Linked DNA regions of Homo sapiens: region 1 is linked to region 2. Evidence: read pairs that join two places in POLR2A ChIA-PET (ENCODE). Cell type or tissue: PC-3. All regions are shown on one strand.

Region 1 (4,000 bases), 350 kb before region 2:
TTGTAGAGACAAGGTCTCACTTATGTTGAGGAGGCTGGTTTCGAACTCCTGGGCTGAAGTTATCCTGCCACTTTGGCCTCCCAAACTACTGGTATTATAGGCGTGAGCCACCACGCCCAGTTTTTTTTTTTTTTTTTTTTCCTTTGAGACAGGGTCTCCATTCTAATGGCAGCTTCTACCTCCTTGTCTCAAAGGATCTTCCTACCTCAATCTTCTGAGCATCTTGTATCACAGGTGAGCACTACCATGCCCAGCATATTTATTTATTTTTCCTTTTTGTAGAGATAAGGTCTCTCCATGTTGCCCAGACTGTGATAATTTTTTGGTTTGCTTCTTGAATTTTTAAAACTCCCACTTGACCCACTGCAATTATTAATTTGTATTATCACTAAGATATTATTCTCAAGATGATTTACTTAGGTAGAGTTGAAAGTTTCTCTGAGTATTTGTATTGAAAGTGGTAATTTTCCAAATAAAACTTAGTTTTCCACAAAATTATTATCTCTTGTGCTAAAGACAACATGAGGTATACGTACTATGGCTAACTAATTATGTTAACTAGACTATAGTATCAATCAAGGTTAATCATCCAGACCCAAGTCAATACATGTGCAGCATATTTTACAATTTCAGTTTGTATTTTCATTATATTGGCTGTTCCACAAAACCTGTTGAAAATGTTAATTGGTCTAAACTAAACAAGAGCTACAATAAGTGACCTTTATAGCAAAGTGAAAAGTAAACCAAAAATTTTCTGCTGATCTTAGATATCACAGTATTCACTCCTTATTCTTGAGTACATTCCAAGACTGTCAGTGGATAAAGATTCCTAGTGAAACTGCAGATAGGACCAAACCCTATATATACTGTGGTTTTCCCTACGCATACGAGCTATGATAAAGTTTAATGTATAAATTAGGTGCAGTAAGAGATTAACAATAAGCCAGAGACTGAATTCAAGAACCTTAGATATCAGCCTGGTGGTCTATTGTGACTGAAATGGCACTCAAACCGTGAGATGCAGTCCTTCCCACTCTTTCCTCCCTTTTCCACATGCAGAGGAGTCTCCCCCTGTGGCTAACACCACCAAAGGCCCATAGAGAGTACTGCCAGGCTACCAATGTCCCTTTACGATCCAAGGGCTCTTCAGTCAGCTTGTTGTGAATGCTGCTTGGCCTGAGACCCCCCCTTCAGGGAAGGGGCCTCCCATCTGGCCTAGGGAAGGTCCAGAAATGCCATTCTGGACCCACTGCCTGGAATCAAGGACTCCAAGAGCCCACTTGGTGCTTTTCCCTCCTGCAGCCAAGCTGGTATCTCAGATGCAAGACAAAGTCCCCTTTACTTTTTCCTCTGCTTCTGTCAAGCAGACGGAGTTTCCCATCACAGCCACCATGAATATGCTGGGTGTCACCTGAAGCCAGCACATCTCAGAGCCTCACTGAATCCCGTTGGCTTACTACCTAGGTATCACTGTTTATTATTCAGGGCCCAAGAGCTCTTTCAGCAGGTGATGGATCCTGACAGGATTGAGTCATTTCCTTCAAGGCAACAGGTTCCCTTCTGGCCCAGGGCATGCATAGATATGTCATCTGGTAGTTAGGCCTGGAATGGGAGCCTCATGACTCTGACTGTGCCTTATCCTACCGTGGCTTAGCTGATATCCAAGATGCAAGATAAAGTGCTCTTTACTCTTCCCTCTCCTCTCCTCAAGTGGAAGGAAGGGGTCTCTTTTGGAGCTGCAGTTTGCAGCTGTGCAGCGTTGCACAACCACTGCCTTAGCCACTCCGGGTGGTGTCTCAGTAGTCTGCATGCCCCCCGAATCCACCAGCTCCACACCTGGCTCAGCAATATGATTTGTCTAGGAGTTGCAGTCCTCGTAGCCTAGACTGCCTTTCAAATTTATTTAGGGCCTCAAAGTACTTTAGAGTACAGTGACAAGGCTTGCTGGAACTCAACTTCCAGCCACTGGGATGGGCAATTCCCCTCTGGATAGTGCTATTCTAAATGTGCCCTCCGTAGATTGATGTGAGCTTAGTTCCAACCTAGTTTTGCTTTCTGCTATGACAAGACAGCAATGAGATCAATGCAAAGACTCACAGTCACTGTGTTCTCCTCTCCTGAGTGCACAGATTTTCTCTGTGGCAAGGCACTTCTGTGGGTGAATGGGGAAGGGATGGCATCAGTAATTCAAGACTGTCTTTCCTACCTTCTTCAGTGCCTCTTTCAGATATGGAGTTAAAACAAGGTACTGTGAGTGCTCATTTGATTTTTGGTCCTCATGAAGGTGTTTTTGTGTAGGTAGATAGTTGTTAAATTAGGTGCTCCTGTGGGACAGATGACTACTGGAGCCTTTTATTTGGCCATCTTGCTTTGCCTCTCCAATTTTTTTTTTTTTTTGGAAAAGTTTTTTATTAAGTCAGATGTGTTATTTTCATTTACATTAAATGTATTGAGCTATATTGCTTATTTATTTCATTTTGGCTTTATTTCAGTCAACATTATGTTTTTAAAAATGTTTTCATGTTTCCATGAGTATATTTATGTCATTGATTCTACTAGCTTTATGAGATTCAATATAAATCCACCCTGTTTTACTTGCTGAATTCCACAGTGATTGTCATATAAGATGCCTTCATAGCTTCACTGCCACAAAAAATACTGCAAAAAATATTTTCTTAGAGGTTCACCTAGGGAGCTTTTCAAAAATATTTCTGGAATGTATAATCACAAATATTGTGTCAGAAAGCAAATCCTACTTATTTCTTTGCTTCACCAGAGTCCTTTCAATATTTATATTACCTATATATAAGTGCATTAAGGTTTTTGCTTTCTTACATCCTTACCAACCCTATTCAAATTTCATGCCTTTTACCAATCTGATGTGTGAGAAGTAGTATACTATTACTGTTTTAAGATTTTTGCACCTAACTAATGTTGCAGTTAAATATAATCACAAGCTCTTGACCACTTCTGGCACTAAGAGATTACAACTATTTCCTCTTTCTGTTTTTTTTTTTTTTTCTTTTTTTTCTTTTTTTTTGTTTTTTTTTTTGAGATGGAGTCTGGCTCTGTCCCCAGGCTGGAGTGCAGTGGCGCGATCTCGGCTCACTGCAACCTCTGCCTCCCGAGTTCAAGTGATTCTTCTGCCTCAGCCTCCCTAATAGCTGAGATTACAGGCTCCCACCACCACACCTGGCTAATTTTTCTATTTTTAGCAGAGAAGGGTTTCATCATGTTGGCCAGGCTGGTCTTGAACTCCTGACATCAGGTGATCCACCTGTCTCCCAAAGTGCTGGGATTACAGGTGTTAGCTACTGCACCTGGCCGAATTCCCCTTTCTTTATCTGGCTATGTGACTTACTATAACCAATAGATTGTGGCAGAAATGATACTATGCCAGTTTGTGCTTCTGCTTTTGCTCTCTGAGACCCCTGAACTGTATAACGAGGTGGTCTACATTGATAGAAAACATACCCAGATAAAGTGAGATGTGTGGCCCCATCTGTTCAAACCATCCCAGCTGAGGTTCCACATATGTAAGAGAAGCAAGCCTTGACGTTCCAATTCTAGAAAAGCTCAAAGATAAATGCAGCTGAATGAGTAATAAGCCAGTCATTATCCCCTGAGGCAAAGAAGAAATCACTTTTTTGTTTCAAGCCTCTCCATTTTGGGTTCTGTGTTATGTAGCATTACATAAGTGAAACATCTTATTAAAAGTGAGTTTAGTCATATCTTTGTCTACTTCTTAGGCATTCTAATTTTCTTTCCTGTGATGGATCTGTTCATAACCTGTAGCCCTTTATCCATAGCATTTTCTAATTTTTTTCATTTTGATTTTCAAGAGTTCCTTTTATGTTTTTACTGTTAATCTTTAGATGCTTTAGGTATTTTAAATATTGCTTTCTGGTCTATGAAGTAGCTGTTGATTTTGTCTATAGTGTCCTTCATTGAAACAAAAATACTTACTTTGATGGAATAAAACCCATTTTTTCTTATGATT
Region 2 (4,000 bases):
TGCAAAAGAACTGCAATAATAACAAACAGTCTCTCAGACCACAGTGCGATCAAATTAGAACTCAGGATTATGAAACTCATTAAAAACCATACAATTTAATGGAAATTGAACAACCTGCTCCTGAATGACTCCTGGGTATATAATGAAATTAAGGCAGAAATCAAGAATTTCTTTCAAACCAATGAGAACAAAGAGAAAATGTACCAGAATCTCTGGGACACAGCTAAAGCGGTGTTAAGAGGGAATTTATAGCACTAAATGCCCACATCAGAAAGCTAGAAAGATCTCAAATCAACTTCCTAACATTACAATTAAAAGACCTAGAGAGACAAGAGCAAAGTAATCAAAAGCTAGCAGAAGATAAGCAATAACTAAGATTAGAGAAGAACTGAAGGAGATACAGACACGAAAAACCCTCCAAAAAATCAACAAATACAGGAGCAGGTTTTTTGAAAAAATTAACGAAATCGATAGACCACTAGCCAGACTAATAAAGAAGAGAAAGAAGAATTAAATAGACAATAAAAAATGATAAAGAAGATATCAGCACTGACCCCATAGAAATACAAACTACCATCAGAGAATACTATAAACAACTCTATGCAAACAAACTACAAAATCTAGAAGATATGGAGGAATCCCTGGATGCATACATTCTACAAAGACTAAACCAGGAAGAAGTTGAATCCCTGAATAGACCAATAACAAGCTCTGAAACTGAGGCAGTAATTAATAGCCTATCAACCAAAAAAAAAGCCCAGGACCAGACAGATTCATAGCTGAATGCTGCCAGAAATACAAGGAGGAGCTGGTACCATTCCTTCTGAAACTATTCCAAACATTTGAAAAGGAGGGACTCCTCCCTAACTCATTTTATGAAGCCAGAATCATCCTGATACAAAAACTGGGAAGAGACATGACAAAAAAAAGAAAACTTCAGGTCATTATCCCTGATGAACATTGATGCAAAAATCGTCAATAAAATATTGCCAAACCAAATCCAACAGCACATCAAAAAACTTATACATCACAATCAAGATGGCTTCATTGCTGGTATGCAAGGCTGGTTCAACATATGCAAATCAATAAACATAATCCATCACATAAACAGAATCAAAGACAGAAACCACATGATTATCTCAATAGATGCAGAAAAGGCCTTTGATAAAATTCAACATCCTTTCGTGTTAAAAACTCTCAATAATCTAGGTATTGATGGGACATATATCAAAATAATAAGAGAGATTTATGACAAACCCCAACCAATATCATATTGAATGAAGATAAGCTGGAAGCATTCTCTTTGAAAACCAGTACAAGACAAGGATGACCTTTCTTACCACTCGTATTCAACAGAGTTTTGGAAGTTCTGTCCAGGGCAACCAGGCAAGAGAAAGAAATAAAGCGTGTTAAAACAGGTAGAGAGTATCTCAAGTTGTGTCTCTTTGCAGACAACATGATTTTATATTTATAAAACCCCACCATCTCAGCCCTAAAACTTCTTGAACCGATAAGGAACTTCAGCAGTATCAGGGTACAAAATCAATATGCAAAAAATCACAAGCATTCCTTTACACCAACAATAGGCAAGCAGAGAACCAAACCATGAATAAACTCCCATTCACAATTGCTACAAGAGAATAAAATACCTAGGAATAGAGCTAACAAGGGAAGGGAAGAACCTCTTCCTGGAGCACTACAAACCACTGCTCAAGGAAATCAGAGAGGACACAAACAAATGGAAAAACATTTCATCCTCACGGATAGGAAGAATCAATATTGTAAAAATGGCCATACTGCCCAGTGTAATTTATAGATTCAATGCTATTCCCATCAAACTACCATTGAGGTTCTTCAGAGAATTAGAAAAAACAATTTTAAATTTCATGTGGAATCAAAGATGACCGCATATAGCCAAGACAATTCTACGCAAAAAGAACAAAGCTGGAGGCATCACGCTACCTGACTTCAAACTATACTACAAGTTACAGTAACCAAAACAGCATGGTACCAGTACTAAAACAGACATATAGACCAGTGATGCAGAACAGAGACCTCAGAAATAGCACTACAAATCTACAACCATCTGATCTTTGACAAACCTGACAAAAACAAGCAATGGGGAAAGGATCTCCTATTCAGTAAATGGTGCTGGGAAAACAAGCTAGCCATATGCAGAAAACAGAAACTGGACCCCTTCTTTACACCTTCTACAAAAATTAACTCAAGCTGGATTAAAGACTTAAATGTGAAACCCAAAACCATAAAACACCTAGAAGAAAACCTAGGCAATACCATTCAGGACATAGGCATGGACAAAGACTTCATGACTAAAACACCAAAAGCAATTGCAACAAAAGCCAAAATTGAAAAATAGGATCTAATTAAACAAAAGAGTTTCTGGACAGCAAAAGAAACTATCATCAGAGTGAACAGGCAACCTACAGAATGGGAGAAAATTTTTGCAATCTACCCATTTGACAAAGGCCTAATACTGAGAATCTACAAGGAACTTGGGAAATTTACAAGAAAAAAACAAACAACCTCATCAAAAAATGGGCAAAGGATATGAACAGACACTTTTCAAAAGAAGATATTTACGTGGCCAACAAACATGAAAAAAGAAGCTCAACATCACTGATCATCAGATAAATGCAAATCAAAACCACAATGAGATACCATCTCACACCAATTACAATGGCGATTATTAAAAAGTCAGGAAACAATAGATGCTGGTGAGGCTGTGGAGAAATAGGAACGCTTTTACACTGTTGGTGGGAATGTAAACCACTTCAACCATTGTGGAAAACAATATGGTGATTCCTCAAGGTTCTAGAACCAGAAATACCATTTGGCCCAGCAATCCCATTACTGGGTATATACCCAAAGGAATATAAATCATTCTACTATAATTACACATGCACATGTATGTTTATTGCAACACTATTTACAATAGCAAAGATATGGAACCAATCCAAATGCCCATCAATTATAGACTCAATAAAGAAAATGTGGTACATAGACACCATGAAATACTATGCAGCCATGAAAAGGAATGAGATCATATCCTTGGTAGGGACATGGATGAAGCTGGAAGCTATCATCTCAGCAAACTAACACAGGAACAGAAAAGCAAACACCACATGTTCTCACTCCTAAGTGGGACTTGAACATTGAGAACACATGGACACAGACAGGGGAACAAGACATACCAGGGCCTGTTGTGGGGTGGATGGTGAGGGGAGAGAACTAAAAGAATGGGTTAATAGCTGCAGCAAACCACCATGGCACATGTATGTATACCTATGTAACAAACCTGCACTTTCTGCACATGTATCCCTCTGTTTTTTTAGAAGAAATAAGGAAAAAAAAAAAAAGAAAGAAAGTGTCACTGTTTGGACTCATGGACTATATTTTCTTCCACTGCATCTAAGTGCCCCATGCATGAAATCCTACTACTGGTTGCCATAACTCCCTAACGCTGATTACTTTGATTTTCTTCAGTTAATTCTATTTGGATATATTTTAAGTTTATGCCTCATCTCTCTCTGGATAGACACTCTGGATTTAGTATTCATCCATTGCCTGACTCATTTGTTTATTTTATTTCTTTTTTAATTTTATATTTTTTAAGTATTCAAATAATTTAAAATGATATTTGCCCAATGAAGTAATTTTCTCTTTTAGAGGTATCTAAATTGAAAATAATAGGCTTCTTCCACTTTTATTTACAAGATGTAAAGAAAGCTTCAATAAGGTAAGTCCTGAAATTGCTACCTCTCTTAAAATGCAGTCAGTATAAATGATGATACATCACAGAGAAGGAAAGATATAAATTGTGCCCTGTAGACATTTATATTTGGATAAGGCTGCATGTAAAATCCTCTACACTTCAGATTCACACCTTTCCTTTTGGGATTTAACCAGTTTGAGATGGGTTCTCTGTCACTTGTCAAATAAATCCTAAATAAATCAAAAGGCAGATCTAGAGTGGATTTTA

What was found. Peaks named below come from ENCODE experiments on the same cell type or tissue, not always from the same donor. Only the 100,000 strongest peaks of a DNase experiment are listed, where the experiment ranks them.
Region 1: POLR2A ChIA-PET joins it to region 2 with 6 read pairs; 2 of 35 experiments call an interaction of 5 or more read pairs at or near these places.

What each region holds. Positions count from the first base shown.
Region 1 is chr3:88,986,653-88,990,652 of GRCh38, reverse strand. No RefSeq gene overlaps it. Among named protein-coding and RNA genes, the nearest start is that of EPHA3, 120 kb to the left of the region's middle. In PC-3, no CTCF peak of the experiment used is centred here; DNase peaks (open chromatin) are centred at 1,552 and 3,612.
Region 2 is chr3:88,634,754-88,638,753 of GRCh38, reverse strand. No RefSeq gene overlaps it. Among named protein-coding and RNA genes, the nearest start is that of CSNK2A2IP, 300 kb to the right of the region's middle. In PC-3, no CTCF peak of the experiment used is centred here; no DNase peak of the experiment used is centred here.